Linked DNA regions of Homo sapiens: region 1 is linked to region 2. The links are chromatin loops, found by intact Hi-C in ENCODE. Cell type or tissue: heart left ventricle. All regions are shown on one strand.

Region 1 (8,000 bases), 81 kb after region 2:
CAGTTCCGAATTGCCCAACCTAGGACTTTTTTTTTTTTTTTTTTTCTGGGCGAGAATAAACCCTGGTGTCTTTAGCAATTGCTACTTTGAATTTTCTGTTAAATATAGCCAAGTATAATCTTTTCTGATACAGATGCACACTTGGGAAGCTTTTAAAAATACCCCAATGCCCAGGCAGCATCCCAGACCAATTAAATCAGAAACTCTAGGGATGGAACTCAAGCATCAGCAAATTTTTAAAGCTTCCCAGGTGATTTCCATGTGCAGCCCAGGTTGAGAATCGCTATTCTAGGCAGGTAGGCCTCATATGTTGCATGTTCAACAATCTCCTGGGAGATGCAGTGGTGCTTGTTAAAAATTTGGATTTCCTATCCTTACCTCCCCAGAGGTTTTGGTTCTTCAGGTCCGAGGACATCCCACCCACATGATTCTGATACAGGAAATCTAGTTTCAAATTTGAAGAAACACTGCTTTAGGCAATAGGAAATCTTTAGAAGTTTTAAAGCAAAGAAGTGACAAGATCAGAGGAGCGTTTTAGGAGGAGGATTAGCCTGGATCTAGAGAATAAATTGAAGAGAAGAGGTGAGAGACTGAACTCAAGGAGACCGATTAGGACGTACTACAACAGCTGATGGCCTGAGGGGATACATCTGTGAACTAACAGGTGGCCACAGAAATGGGGAAAAAAGAAGGGACACAATAGACACTGAAAAAGATAAAGCACTACAGGACTTGGTACCTTATGGGATAGGGGTGGGGGCACTTCAAGATATTCTCAGTGACTGAAGAATACGAGGGCTTTGGCTTCTTCTGGGTTAGTATATATTTCCCCTTGTGCTCAAACTCAGATTGGTGTAGTTTATTAGTTCACTGTGTATCTACAGCTGCAAATGTTAAATTGACTTTTGTTAACCTGATTGTATCTAGAGTCTTCTATTAGGTTGAAAACATTTATTTCGGTCGAGAGCGGTGAGTCACACCTATAATCCTGGCACTTTGGGAGGCTTAACTGGGAGTGTTGCTTGAGGCCAGAAGTTCAGGACTAGCTTTGGCAATATAGCAAGACCCCAGTCTCTATAATAAGTTTTTAAAAAATTAGCTGTGTCTGGTAGTGCATGCCTGTAGTCCCAGCTACTCAGGAGGCTGATGCACAATGATTGCTTGAGCCTAGGAGTTCAGTATCAGCAGAGTGAGACCTCATCTCTAAAAATAAATAATAATAATAATTATTATTATTTGCTAAATCAGTTCTATTTAAAGGCTCAGATACTTTATCCTAACCAGAGTCAATCTCACAAATAAGTTTACTCTGTGTGTGTGCATTATATGTGTGTGTGTGTGTGTGTGTGTATGCATATAGGCAAGTAATTAAATGTTTTTCATGAAGTTTTACCTTTTTTAAAGTCATGTCTTGTAAAGCAAAGGAAATAAACAGGCAGTATAGATACTGCTCTGGAGCTGTGCTTTGTGTAGTTGTCTTTCTGGGATAAGACACAACCAAACTCTCAGGGCCTAGAAGTTTAAAGAACAGTTTGAAAAGGTGATCTCAATGGTAACTGATTTATTAACAATTCAATGTAAAGCCCCTAAGCAGAGAGATGTTATGATACTATTTTATCAAATAACATAAATTAAATATAATTACTTTATGAGTAATCCTAAGATACACACTGCCTGCTGATTTGTTTTAATAATGAACACCTATGCCTCACAAATTGCTCTTAGGTATATAAGCTCTTCAAGTCCTCTGTTATTTAAAAACCAACATATTGGTTTTAGAGTTAAAAACAGAAAATAATAATAGTTAAATGTAATAAGATGTAAACTAATCGAATCTCTCAATTCTTACTAAAGTTGGTATCAAGACATGGCTTCTTTTAAGAATAGATTTTAAAATACCAAGTAAACTTAATGAACAGAAAAGACAAATATATCATCATTGAGCTTACCACTCAGGGTGCAAAGATGAATGAAACAGCCTTGGTCTCTTGCACTTCAGAGTATGCATAATAAAGTGACGGGGAATTTTTCCAAAGTTAGTTTTAGATTTAATTTTCTCTCTAATTGGAACATCTATTAAGAAGACTCTAACAAGGTGAAAGTCATTAAATCTGTTCAAAACATAAAGTGGCTAAACTTCAATAGGCAATGGGAGAACACTTGTCTTGATGCCATATCACATTTAGTCAAGTTGCTAATAATAGCACTCTTCTTTAATCTGGTGTGAGTTAGAACCTTGTCCTTGCTCCAGAGTATGCTTATGGTCCTTAAGCAACAGTATTAGCACCACTGAGGGGCCACCACCTGCTCAATTCTCTCATGCACACCAGGGAAAGTGAACACCCCGGGTGTGGATTGTTAGATGCCTCACCAGCTCTCCCCAGTATTCCTTCTTGTAGCTGGGTTTTGGTTTACCTTTATAATATAATTAAATTGATTAAAGAAAAGTGCTAGCTGTATTAGAGACTCAGTATCTTTGTGAATAATCCATTTCATACAGAAAACATTCTATTCCATGGTCACAAACTCTACCCTTACATGAGTTACGATCTTGCAGATGATTAAACATTGGGCCCTGGGATGGCTTTGTATGAAAGTGTGGAGAGAGTATACAGAAAGTCCTAGGTAAAACCTCACCTCTAGTTGGGGCAAAACAACCCAAAGTGTGTATTTAGCTGCAGATAGGTCAAGGAAATTTATCATGGGTTAAATTATGTGCCCTTTCCCCCAACCAAATTCATATGTTTAAGTCCTAACCACCCAGTACCTCAGAATGTGACCTTTGTTTTTGGAAAAAGGGTCATTGCAGGTGTAAATAATTAAGCTAGGATGAGTTCATACTGGAGTAGAATTGGCCCCTAATTCAATATGACTACTGTCCTTGTAAAAAAGAGGAATTTGAACATGGATGCACACACAAGGAAAAGGCCATGTGAAGCTGAAGGCAGAGATGCTTCACCAAACCGAAGAATGTGAAAGACAGCAAGCCACCAGAAGCTAGAGGAGAAGCATGGAGCAGATACTTCCTCACAGCCCTCAGAGGGAACCAACCCTGCTGACACCTTGACCTTAGATTTCCAGCCTCCAGAACTGTGAGACAATAAATTTATTTTGTTTAAGCCACTCCGTTTGTGGCACTTTGTTATGGCGGCCTTAGCAAACTAATACTGAATTGTTCTTCCATCGTTATCTTTATGGATAGTATATTCTTTTGGTATAGACATAACTTGCCTTTCACTATTTGACCAGTGAGAGCTAAACATTTTAAAGCAAAACACCTTTAATAGGAAGAGAAAAGAAAAGACAGAGTGGGTGGCCTGGCATGCCTGCCAACCACAGGTCCCTTTTACTAACGGCAGAGGCTGTCACTGCCCACATAAGGCCTCCTCCACCGTGTGGATCAAAGAAGGCTGAGAGCTGCTTCCATGGTCACCGAGCTCTTCTTCCATACTCTTATCACCATACATCGTTGCTGCTGGCTCAGCCAAAGTGTTGAAAGGACTATTACTAAGCTGCAATTCTTTATTTTCCCTTATCTCACTCTCCCACCTCCTAACTTCCTAGCAAACAGAACAAGGGTAGGAACAAGAAATCAACTAGAAGTGGGACTGAAAAAATCAGGGCGAAAAAATCAGGGCAAAAAAATTAAACACAAATCAAAACCAAAACAGACTCCACCCCAACCCCCCCAGAAAAAGGCAGGAGGAGGAGAAGGAAGAGAAGGAAAGAACATGAGGAAAGAGAAGGAGAAAAGGAGAGAAACAGGTCTGGTTGGTCAGGAAAATCATTGCTGGAGGGAAAAACCTGAAATCTGTGCTTCTGGACCTCTAGGATGTTCGTTACATTGCTCTAGAAAGCCAATAGGAAATTAAGATTCTTCTTGTGAATGTACTAGGTTTGGATCTCAACATATTATTTCCGGAATTCAATCATCAAACTTCTTGCATGATATTTATTTTTTCATAGCTCAGTTCTGTAAACAAGGTCCATGTGATTCTCTATGAATTAATGTAGAATAATGGAATGAGGAAGCCAGGAGATTCAGAAGTCCTTCAATGTAACACTGTCATTTTGGCGTGCAGAGAATTTAACAGACTTGTCCAATGACATATAGCCTATACCAGAACTAGGCCAAAAGATTTTATAAATATTATTTGATATATGAAGAATCTAGGCTGATTTATGTAAAAAATTTCTAAACTTAACTACTTTTGAATCTTCATATCTCCATATAATTTTTATGGTATCTCAGAACAGGCTTTTTGATAGCCATCTGGGAAACTTCCACCTAGAAAATGTCTCAGAATGTAATATAAGAAACCAAGGTAAACAAAGATTTATTCCAGCCAAAGTATTTATTTGGAAAATATTTGATGGATTAACTTTTTATATAAATGTATCTCGGCAATCTGAATTTTTAAATGTCTTATTATATTACCACTAACTTGCACTTAATAGCATTTACTATATGCTTGCGGTCTCCTAAGTACTTGATCCTCACAATGCCATATACTCTGGTCCCATTATTCATTAACTCCATTTTGCTGTTGAGGAAACTGAAGCAGAGAGGGAGAGACAATATCTTTGCCCGACTTCATACTACATGTGAATAGCAGCACAGCCAGACTGCCAGTCTGGTCCCAAAGTCTATGCACTTAACCACGATACCAGACTACCACTAACCACTCTGTGAATCAATCTGCATACAAATTCACCCATGTCCTTAGCAAGTGGTAAAGCCTGGTCTAATCTGATTTAGAATCAGTGCTCTTTCCCATCACACTCTACTGTCTCTCATGTTGTCATACTTAAACTTAAGATCTGGAGTAAATCTTTCTACATTTAGATTCTCTTGAGAGCCATTAACCAAAAGCAGCAGTGTGAGAAAGATTCAGTCCAACACAGACACCACAGAAGCACAGCAGCAAAAAGAGAATCCTGACCACCAGCCCCCCAGCCATAGCAGTAACTCCCAAGGTGTGCTGGAGGATGTTGGCTCCTGGGGCCACTCCTACCTTGTATGCTGTGCTCATCTCTCCTCATTCTCAGGTGTGGCTGATGGAACAGGTACAAGACCAGGGAGCATGAGATCCAAGTCCCAGTCTTAGAGCAGCCTCTGACTGGCAGTGCCATTGACAGTCTGGACATGTGGTCCCTGCTTCACATACCTAGCTCAGTTAACTCTCTCAACTACCCCATGAATGGGCATGAAGGACTTCATCCTTACAGATGAAGGAATTGTGACTTAGAGAGCTAAGCATTCCATCAAGGTCATAAAAGATGACACTCATTCCAGGTCTGCCTGACTCCAAAATCTTCACGTATTCTTTGTCAAGTTGCCTCAAAAGTCACTTAAATCCTCTGAATCTTAGACTCCTCAAATATAAAGTGCCATGGAGCCCTAGGGATTCTATGAAGTGTCTCAGAAGTCACTTTGAGAAGGAAGTCCAAAAGGCAGGACCTGACCTACTCCTGATAGGCACGTGGACACATACACACACACCCCAAGCAGTGCAGAGTTATGCCACTGCGACTGTCTTTATAAATATGGCTTTCTACATTTAGATTGAAGGGAGGATTTGCTGCTAAAAAAGTTTGAGGCCCATTCTTGCAAGTGATCTTTAAGGCCCCTCTTAGCTTTAATGTCTGGGACAGGGTCAGAGTTGTAAAGACATAACTTTAGTAAATCAAGACAGTCAGAGGATACTTTGTATTCACCTGGCTGGGTCTGTCCAGAATGCAGATATCTGATGCCTTTGAAAGAAAAGGCTGTGCCTGAACTCTGCTGATCCAAACACAATTTGAGAAAGCGTGTTGATTGTATTTGTGGAGATGGCCTTCTTAAACAGGGCCAGTTAGAAAAAACATAGTCTGAGTTTTCTTCTCCCGTGAGCTCCACCATTCCTTGAGGGTTTCAGTTGGTCAGGGATGAAAGGTATGTAGCATTAGTGGCTTGTTTAATGCTAACTCCTTGTTTTTCCTCTTCCTCTCTATCTTGCCTCATCTTCTTTTTACCCTGTCCACCTTCAATCCTGTCTACCTCCTGTGGCCCCAAAGCCAGCTGGTAGACCAGGAAGTGGGAGTCTGTATTGGTAGAAAATGAATAAATTCACTTACTCCTTCAAGTCCTGCCTTTCCCACACTTGTATTCCTACACAGAGCAAAGAATTGGTGCTTAAGCAATAGCCATGAGGCAGGTGTCTTGAGGAATGCATGGGGAGCCAAGTATTACTTTTCCTCCACCCTATAGCTCATACCCCTTCATTAAAAGCTACATATGTAGAAAATAATAAAGTTGACAAAAAACCAAGTGTTAATCACGGTGATGATGACAATACCTTTCTAAAAAACAATTATTGAGGTATACTTTATATGCCATAAAATTAGCTCATTATTAGTTACAATTCAATGACTTTTAGTAAATATACAGTATTGTATAACCATCACCATAGTCCAATTCTGGAACATTTCCATCATCCCAAAAAGATTTCTCGAGCTCATCTGTAGTCTCTACCTGCTCTCGCCTCCAGTCCTAGGTAACCACTAATCTACTTTCTGTCTCTATAGATTTGCTTTTCCTGGGCATTTCACATGAATGGAATCATATGACATGTGATGTTTTGTGGCTGGCTTCTTTCAGTTGGCATACTCTTTTTAAGGTTAGTTTATATTTTATCATGTATCCTTTATACGTAACACCTTTTTGAATGGCAGCATTATATAGAGGAAAAAGCATGAAAATCAGAAGCATGCAAACATGGGGCTGAATCAAAGCTGTGTCACTTCTTAGCTGTGTGACTTTGGGCAAGTTCCTCAATCTCTCTAGACCTATTTGTAGAATAAGAATAATAATCCCTCCCTCAGCTGAAAGGAAATAGCTGGGTTGTGATGACAAATAGTGGGCGCGCAAGAAATCCAGTTCTTCTCTCTAAATTTCGCCAAAAACCTTTGCTTTTCTCACTCCTGCTTCAAACTTTAAAGTGACTCCTACAGCCTCCCTACCAGCCTTCACATCAAGCTTGAAACAAGAACCCACATAACAAATGATATCAGAAACGGAATTCCGCCAAAGGGAATCACATCCTTCATTAACGGAGCCCAGATGGTGAGGAACTAAAGGGATTTCCTTCAATTATATTGCTGTCATTTTTTATAACGAATGTTAAATTGCATTTAATTATTATTGTAAGGGGGGAAATGTGTCAAGTTCTATCCTAGAATATTTTATGGAGTTGGTTTTCCTTTGGCAAGGCTCTAAGAACATCTTATTTTCCCACTAATTCTTATAAAACTGCCCCCATTAACATCAACACACAGATAACATGCAAACAAGTAGCAAAGAGCTAAAAACACCAGAGTAAATAAAATCCACCTCAAGCCAGGTACCATGGTGCATTCTTGTAGTCCCAGCTACTCTGGAGCCTGAGGCGGGAGGATTACTTGAGTGCAGAAGTTTAAGACCAGCCGGGGTAACATAGCTATAATACCTCTCAAAGAAAAAAAAAATCCACCTGAAATCCTCCAAACTCAACTTTTAGTCAATAGTTTCAGACCTTTTCTTTCCTGAACCTTCAGAAGACCCTGAATTTTGTGTGTGTCGCAAAATAGACTGAATCGAACTCCTTGTTCATTCCTCCAGCCCACCATCTCTGATTAGAACATGTTCTCATTTTGAGTTCCAACTCAGAGGGATCCTAAATGCAATCCCATCCTATAATCTAGGACACAAAGTTTACAGAGTTGCTACTCCTTAGCCTTGAGAGAAAATTTCCTGTCCTAAATCTGCTTTTCCTTTTGAATTACTGTTTATCTGTACTTCTAAATTTACCAGTGCTCCTTCACATTTCTGATTTTTTTTTTCTGTCTCTCTCCTTGTCTGAGATTTATCACAGCTGTATTTCTTCACCAAACTCCTGAACCACTTAATTCCCCTCCATTTCCCGGATTTACTTCTTGTTAAGAATAGTATAAGAGTTAAAACAGAAAAGGATAAGGCTTCT
Region 2 (8,000 bases):
AATTTCCAAGAAACAATTCCCAAGGTTATCCCATTAAAAACATCCTCTGCCTCAAAGAGAAGTGACAAGACTCACCTTGATTTTTCAATGGTAAAGGCATAGTTTCCCTGAGTTTGCTTAAAAGGTTTTTCATTTCTCTCATGTCTCTGTAAAATTGATAAAAAGACAGAATAATCAGCTGTAAATTTTCAAAATGAAATCTCAAACAATCTGTTATATGAGACAACTGAAAGATGAGGGTCTGTGTCTAATTGCACTAGCTCTAGTTTCCAGTAGGCAAATATTGAATTTATTTTGCTTTTACAAGAAAAAAAATCTGAGATGGGTTGGCTCAGGAAAAAGTGAGAGCCATTCTGCCAAACATTTCTACAGGGCATTCTCCTGCAGGAGCCCTCATCTCTGCCTCCAGTCGAACCTGGCTGAGATCAGAGAAGAGCCATTGGTCACGAGGACAGTGCTTTAGATTTGCAAAGAGAGGCCAAGGAAGTACAACTGGAGCAACAGGGCTACCCAGGGCAAACTTGAGGCTGGGTGATGGTGCTATCAAGGCTTTATGGTCAGAGGACTATAGTGGCTATGTACATTCACTTGCTGTTATTTGCTCGTTTGTTAAAATTTGTGTAAATTTAAGGAGTACAAGTGTAGTTTTGTTACTTTGACATATTGCATAGTGGTGAAGTCTGTGCTTTTAGGGCATCCATCACCCCAATAATGTACGTTTTACCCACTGAGTATTTTCTCACCCCCCACACCTTCCCACCCTTCTGAGTCTCTGATGTCTATCATTCCACACCCCATGTCCATGTGTACCCACCATTTAGCTCCCACTTACAAGTGAGAACATGTGCTATTTTGTTTTCTGAGTTGTTTCATTGAAGACAATGGCCTCCAATTCCATCTTCTGCTTGGTTTTAATAGTCTCTTGTTACTACGATTGGAATTCAGCATAACTCAGGTATTAAGCGTTCACCAGGACCAACACTTATTACATTGACTTGGAATAATGAAAGAGTAACAAATTCTAAAACTTCCAGAAAAGAGCTCCTTACAATGGATGAAACAGAAAGGGGCGCAGTATGGGAACAAGAGGGAAAACAACCCCACCTGGGTACAGCTGGGCCTTCCTTTAGCATGGACCGTCCTCCCACACTTCCTGACTTCAGCACACAGCATGCAATGCCACTGCATACATCCAATATCTTCCCTCATCTCAGAGCATGCATGGTCATAAAACCCCAGAATTGTAAAGCAGGAAGCCATCTCAGGAGGCTTCTAGTCTAAGGTAGGGGAGAACTCATCTTTTGAAACCCTTGGGACAATTGTCCCTACACACGTCCAGATGGTTGTGCATTGGAGAAAGTGCTCTTGAGACCCCAGGACATAGGGGCAGATTTCATTTAAAATAGCCAGGAACATAATTTGGTACAAAAAGCAGATGCATCCTTTAATTAACTGAGGATAGGCAAGCATTGGCAGGCACCATGGGTTTAGGAAAGTTTTGTGGGGAAGATCATCTTAAAGTTGAAGAAATTCTATCCACTTATTTTTCTTCTGTTATTTGAGGAAAGACAGTCACCATTTAATTTTAGGTATGAAACCTCTCAGTCCATTTCACAAAACACCACAGTTCTGTTGAGCACGGTTTGAGGATCGTTTTCTTAGGGTAATTCTGGAGACCTCATGGGAGCTCCTTTTCAAGTATTGACTGATATGTGAAGAGGAACTCAAGTCTCAGTAATAATTGATTGGAAAAGGAAGGGAAAGCAGCCTTGAGGATCTGCGGAAATATACCTGTAAAAACTTTCCAAATCCACTCTCATGGGTGCGAGGTGTGAGGATGTATCTGTGGGCTGCATGCTGATCAAGTGAGAGAGGAGGGCAGGAGAAAGGAAGTGTGGCCCCACCTCCACAAGTGCAAGGCACAGTCTGTTTTCATGTAAGATCTCAAGGACAGATGGAATGGGTGAGAAAGGGCTAGGAATGCAACATGGGGGATTGAGGCACTGTCTCCTCTAATAAAGCACCAATTCTCAACCTTGGCTGCTGCACAGGAGAATCACCTTAAGCCCAGGTCTCACCCCAAGAGAGCCTGATTCAGTTGGCTTATAGTGGGGCCCAGCCATCAGTATTTTAAGAATTCCCTCCTGATGACTTAACTGTGCAGTCCAGTTTGAGACCCATGATCTCTCAAGGCAGACAGCCAGGGAGAACGGAGTTAGCCACATCCTGGACCAGGTCCACTGTGCCCACCTCCATCTCCTTTGACCAGAATCTGGGCTTTCAGGCTGAACTGAAACATTGCCAACGTTGTGGGCCTTAACTATCCTACTCTTACTGCCATCCCTTCTTATAAGCTTATAAGGCGTGAATATAGCTGCTGTCTAAGGTCTGCAAAGTAAAATGGTTTCACTGATGTTTATGCCCTGATATGGCATTTCAGCAGATATTTTTTTCCCTGGGAACAGAGCTAAGAATTTTCTACTTTATAAATTAAGATAAATCACTCCCTCATCATTTGTCTATAGTGCCATCAAACGGTGCCAAACAGCTTTATTGTTTGAATTGTTGCATTTCCAAGCTTATACAAAATCCAAGTTTTATTAATAGCACATAATTACCACATGCTCCAATTTTCTATAAACACAGAAATTCGGTAATTAGCTTTAGAATTATATCACAATCTGAAAGTAGAACCACAATGGCTATAAATGCCATTGTGTGTTACATTTCTAAAAATAAAAAAAAATAAAATGTTCATTATGTTGTCAGTGACTTAACCTCATACACACAGAACACTCAGTGGAATTGCCCAGTATTCATTCAGCTGCTTGGTGCCAGCTCTGGGGACATTAGTAGCAAAGGGCACAGATATCAGTGTAAAGGCAAATAAACAAGAGGCTTATCTTTCTGCCTCGCAGAATGTCATTTTTAGCATCTAGATGGGACATGGTATTTATTATAATATTATTATTATTACTCCCTTTTCCTAAATAAAATAAAATCACTGTAGAGTCTCTTCTTTTCAAGAAAGAAACTGCCTCTCTAGAAGTGAGCTACTGAAGTTAAGAAAATGCATTAACTTGCTTTGACCACTGAGGGGCCATCAGCCACCTTGTGGAGAGTAAGAGAAGGGGGCCCTGGGAGAAGCCCTTTGTGAACTGGACAGAATGCTCAGCCCCTAAATGGCAGCTAAGCAGGCTGTTCCATATACCTGAAACCCGAGACTTTACTGGAGGCATCTTTGTGTAATTTTGGATTTTCTCCCTTAAACAAATGGGAATTTTGGGTACCAGCCCAGTAGGTGAACTGTGACAGCATGTAGACTTTTTCCCCTCCAAGGCAGCACACTGTTCTCATTTTCCATGGAGATGCAATGTGTTGGAGTGGGAGAAGCAGAGGCCTGGGAGCCTGTGCCTACTGTGGGTGTTGCTAGTGTTCCTCTGCAGGATTTGGACTGCTTACCCTCTCTTGTCTCAGTTTTCTTGTCTGCAGATTAGGCAGTCTCCAGGGTCCCTGACAGCACTATGCTCCTCTGGCATACCAAAGAAAGCTCTGTTTCTGAATCTGAACTAGAAAACCTCGTCTCTCTGTGGCCCCTAAGAACATTAACGGGAGGAGGATTGGCAGTCTATTCAGGGTAACTTCCCACTTACCTTTCAGTGTTCTCAATGTCTGTGGAAACCTGCCAGGAATGTTGCTGACTATCTACGGGGGATGATGAGGAGTCTTCTAGGGCAGGTGTTTCAGCACTCTCCTCAATTTTGCAATCCAAACTCTTGGTTCCCCCGCCAGGTTCCTTTCCTAAGGGAGGGAGGGTGTTGGTAAAGAGAAGAGGAAAAAGAAATCATAAAGGCAGGTTCTATATGCAGGATGTCAGTGCTAAGGTTGGCTATGCTTTGAGTCAAATGTTCCATTAACCCTAATAGCTTTCTGAGTAATAAAATAATTAGGTATATACATGTATGAGTATGTGTGTTTGTGTGTATAGCATGTTTTCACAACATTCCGGGAAAGACAGTTTGAGGTCAATGCAACCTAAAGATCAAGATAATATTAAAGCCCCTGTCTTTGATAGAGTATTGGTGTTTTATAACCCATTCTTAGTGAATTAGATTAAGTTAGCTCAGGAGGGGGGATTTAGCTTGTGAAACCTACTGGCTTTTGGTGCTTAGATGCAGGAGCAGGTAAAAGGGCCAGGAGCAGGTGACACCCAGCAGAAAGAATGAGAGCTCCTGCTGTTTTCTCTGATTCTAGACACTGGCCCTCTCAGCATGCAGCAGGGATCATGCAGGTGTCTTCCAATTCCTTGGCTCTCCAACCTCCTTCAACACATCCTTCTATGAGGAGAAAGCCTGACCTTGATCCAGCCTTACACCGCTGAGACCATAAAACACCGTCAACTCAAATGTGAATGCCATGTAGTAGGTAGCCGTCCACAGCAATGCACTACCTACCCACTAAGACTTGTATTTACCATGATTGATCTCAACTGAATAAATCAGTACTTTCTGGAAACAAATCTCCAAACTGGTTCAGCCATAAATTTATATGAAATTAAGTGGGAGGTTATGTCGTATGGCCTAGGCACAATCTCTTAATGTCTTTTATTCTTTCTTGAAAATCTGTGCATCCATAGGGGGGTATCCTAGTATCATGGAAATGGTCAAGTAGGCCCGAGAACTGGGTTTTAAACCTGGCTTAGTCATTTGTTCATTCATTCACTCACTCATTCATTCACTCATTTACAAATATATCTTGAGTGTCAGCTACCAGCACTGGGATTCATGCTAGAGATATGGAGGTGAAAGAAAGTCTCTGTCTCATGGAGCTTACAGTGCTGGAGTTAAACAATAAAAACATTATACAAATAATTACAAAGCTGTTGTATAACATTATGTAGTCTGGAAAAAAGGGTAGCTATTATATATAGTGTTTTTGCCTCCTTTATCCAGTTTTATTTTTGTCATGCAGATATAACTCCAGACTAGTTGTTAAGTAATTGTTACAGCCCATATCACTGAATATTCATGAGGTAGTGGCTATATCACCTAACCTTTTAGCTCAGTTTCCCTAATCCTGCTGTGATTGTTTTGCATTAACAAGAAAACTAATAAAAAATAAAACCTACAAACTTGTGAAGAGGATGGCTGCTCATGGTAAAATCTAACAGGAAGTTTTTTCCTTGGATTCCTGCTGGAGGGAAGTAGCAAAAATCTCATCCCTGAAGTTTCTAACCCATGTGGTAACAACAGAAGGAGAAAGAGCAAAGCAATTTAATTGGTTGTATGCCTTTCACCAACCTATAGTGGAACCTATAGTGGAACTCGGAATATTCAGCCAGAGCACATGCACACATTGACTCATGAGAAACTTTGATCCTTTCCTGTGTACTTTATGTGCATTGATCCTGGGTGATGGGACTTGCCTGAGGAATTGTTTTTCCAATTTTATGGTATGCTCTTGGGGGGAAATTAATTAAGCACATAATTTAGCACATTACCATTTCACAGTTGGAGGGCATTGACCTCTTAAAAGCATTTGCATTTTGCCTCTTGGCAGAGTGTGGCAAGTGCAGTCAGTCTACCAGTCATGTATCTCTAGGCAGGGTCAGCCTTAGGATGTGAGTCTGAGCAGGGGTAGCTGAGATGAGGGGAAGCAGCAAAATGAGGACTCTCCCAAAACAGTCCTCTGCTTTTCAAAACCTGAAGGCCTCTGTTACACTCCTGTGGGTTCGAAATGCCTTGGTGAATGGAGTATGGTTTGGGCATCACAGAGGAGGAGGGGAAGAAGATTCACCAGAATTCTCTGGTTTATGGGCTTTGTCTAGCTTTGGGGCCATATTATTCCTTGTCCTGAGGTCCAGACTATAGAGCCTGAAGCTTTTATTCCAATGGGGACAAGGGAGGACACCAGGAAATGTGATGTTCCTTGTTGGAGTCCTCTCTCCACCTCCTCCATATCACACCTTTTACATGCAAAGCCATAAATGGGATCTAGTTGACAACACTTTTGATTATACTTAATACCTGTGATTATTCTGCTGCTTACAAGACAAATGCCCTTCCATAACTTTTTCAAAGTAAAACATCATTTTAAAGATTTCAAAGATCCTGAAACAGCCCTATGGGCTTGTAAAGGCAGGTAATAACCTACTTTTCCTATTTTTGGTGACTTTTAGATCTAATTCTGCTAATGTAGCTGAACCAGAATGGAAACCGTGAATGTTGGCCCTCAGTTTAGGGCTTTCTGTCAGCTCACAAAATCCCTGCAGAAGTTTGATATGGTATCTTCTTTAGCTAACATGTCTTAAAAGACAGAAAAGATCAATATGAATTTAAGGGGTTTTCAATTCCAGAATGTATGTGGTGTCAAGTTTACTCTGCAAGTGGATTATAATTGCTCTCATTTACCGATAGTACCGACTTTATGTTAGGATTCTTCTCCACCACATTACATGTTTATGGCCTTCATAGAAAGGTCCACTATCAGAAATGATCTTGCTTATGTATTTGCTTACTAGTTTATTGTTTGCTGTTCCCAGCCCCACACTCATCTCTCATCTCCAAACTTCATAGGTAATCTTTGTAAGGCCAATAATTTTATCTGTTTTCTTCAATTCTATAAGTCTACTACCAAAGACCAAGGCTTACACACAGTAGTATCTCAATAGATATACAGCATTAAAAAATGTAATTATACTATATATGTTGTTATACAACTTACTTTGCTACTGTAGTCCAGCTTAGAGATATTTTCCTGTTAGTGCATTTTAATTGATGGAATGCTTTCTAATGGATGGGCAGTATTCCATAATAAAGAATTTAGGTTTTAATTGTTCTCTTTTTCCACAATATGCCAATATTTATGTAAAACAGATCCTTTGAGGCAGAATACTGAGATAAAGTATATGTATGCACATTTTAAATTTTAATATATATTGCCAAATTGGCCTCTGAAAAGGCTATGCTAATTTACACTTTACGTCCACCAGTGGTAAACCAGAGGGCCCATTTCCCCACCCCTTTCCCAGCACTTCATATTATCAACATTAATTTTTGCTAATCTAATGGGGAGAAATAGAATCTCATTGCACTTTTATTTTTATTTTTCTTTTCCTTTATTACTACCGAGGTTAAACTTCTTTTCTTTTTTTGTTTTTTACTTTCTTTTTAAAAACACTTTTAAGTTCAGGGGTATAGGTGCAGGTTTGTTACATAGGTAAACATTTATTTTCCTATGTTTAATTGACCACTTGTGTTTCTTCTTTACATTTTCTATTTGTGTAATTTGCCCATTTAAACAATGGGTTGGGTTTCTTATTGATTTGTAGGGGTTCTCTCCATATAATGGATACTGATCATTTGCTGTATATACTGCTTATATCTCTTACTCTATTATGTCTTTTAATTTTGTTTGTAATGTATTTTGTCAAAAGTTAAATTTGTATAGTCAAAGCTGTTCATCTTTTATGTCTTTTAGTACTGTGCCTTGCCTATATTTTCTTCTAATACTTGCACAGTTTTGAAATGTTCAGTTCTATAATTCATCTGTAATTTACTTTTGTATGTGGTATGGTATAATAATCTAAATTTTTAGCTCAAATGAAGAGCCAATTGCCCCAACAGCATTTAATGACTTTTCTGTTGACTTTGCTCTTTCTAATATATTAAGTTCCTACATAAATGTGGGTTTATTTCTGGATATACTGTTTTATTTTATATTTATTTGTTTATCCTTGTGGCAATTCCATGATATTTTAATTATTATGTTTTTAGTATTCAGTACAGAAAGTTCTCCTTCACTGTACTTTTTCCACTGACATTTTTGAATTTTGAAATTTTGAATCCACTGCAAAGGAAACTATAAATTACTATCATGTAAGACTTTGACTTTTATTAAAGCATGAATCATTGATTATTTTTTAAGTATTGTCTGGGTTTAATGGTTTATTTAAAATGTTTTCTCTTCTTACATTAATTTTGATAATTCATTCGTCCTAG

The links. Hi-C counts contacts between places; a loop is a spot of excess contacts. Peaks named below come from ENCODE experiments on the same cell type or tissue, not always from the same donor. Only the 100,000 strongest peaks of a DNase experiment are listed, where the experiment ranks them.
Region 1: it touches region 2 in a loop (2.9-fold over the local background); 44 of 110 quality-filtered maps call a loop at or near these places.

Annotation. Positions count from the first base shown.
Region 1 is chr5:64,509,062-64,517,061 of GRCh38, reverse strand. The region is part of intron 2 of RGS7BP (regulator of G protein signaling 7 binding protein); the gene reads right to left. Among named protein-coding and RNA genes, the nearest start is that of RGS7BP, 7.0 kb to the right of the region's middle. In heart left ventricle, no CTCF peak of the experiment used is centred here; no DNase peak of the experiment used is centred here; H3K4me3 peaks cover 1,636 bases.
Region 2 is chr5:64,590,511-64,598,510 of GRCh38, reverse strand. RGS7BP (regulator of G protein signaling 7 binding protein) reads right to left here. Exons shown (of 6, transcript NM_001029875.3): 4 at 3,654-3,801; 5 at 76-146. Among named protein-coding and RNA genes, the nearest start is that of RGS7BP, 88 kb to the right of the region's middle. In heart left ventricle, a CTCF peak has its summit at 3,121 (motif pointing left); no DNase peak of the experiment used is centred here; H3K27ac peaks cover 301 bases.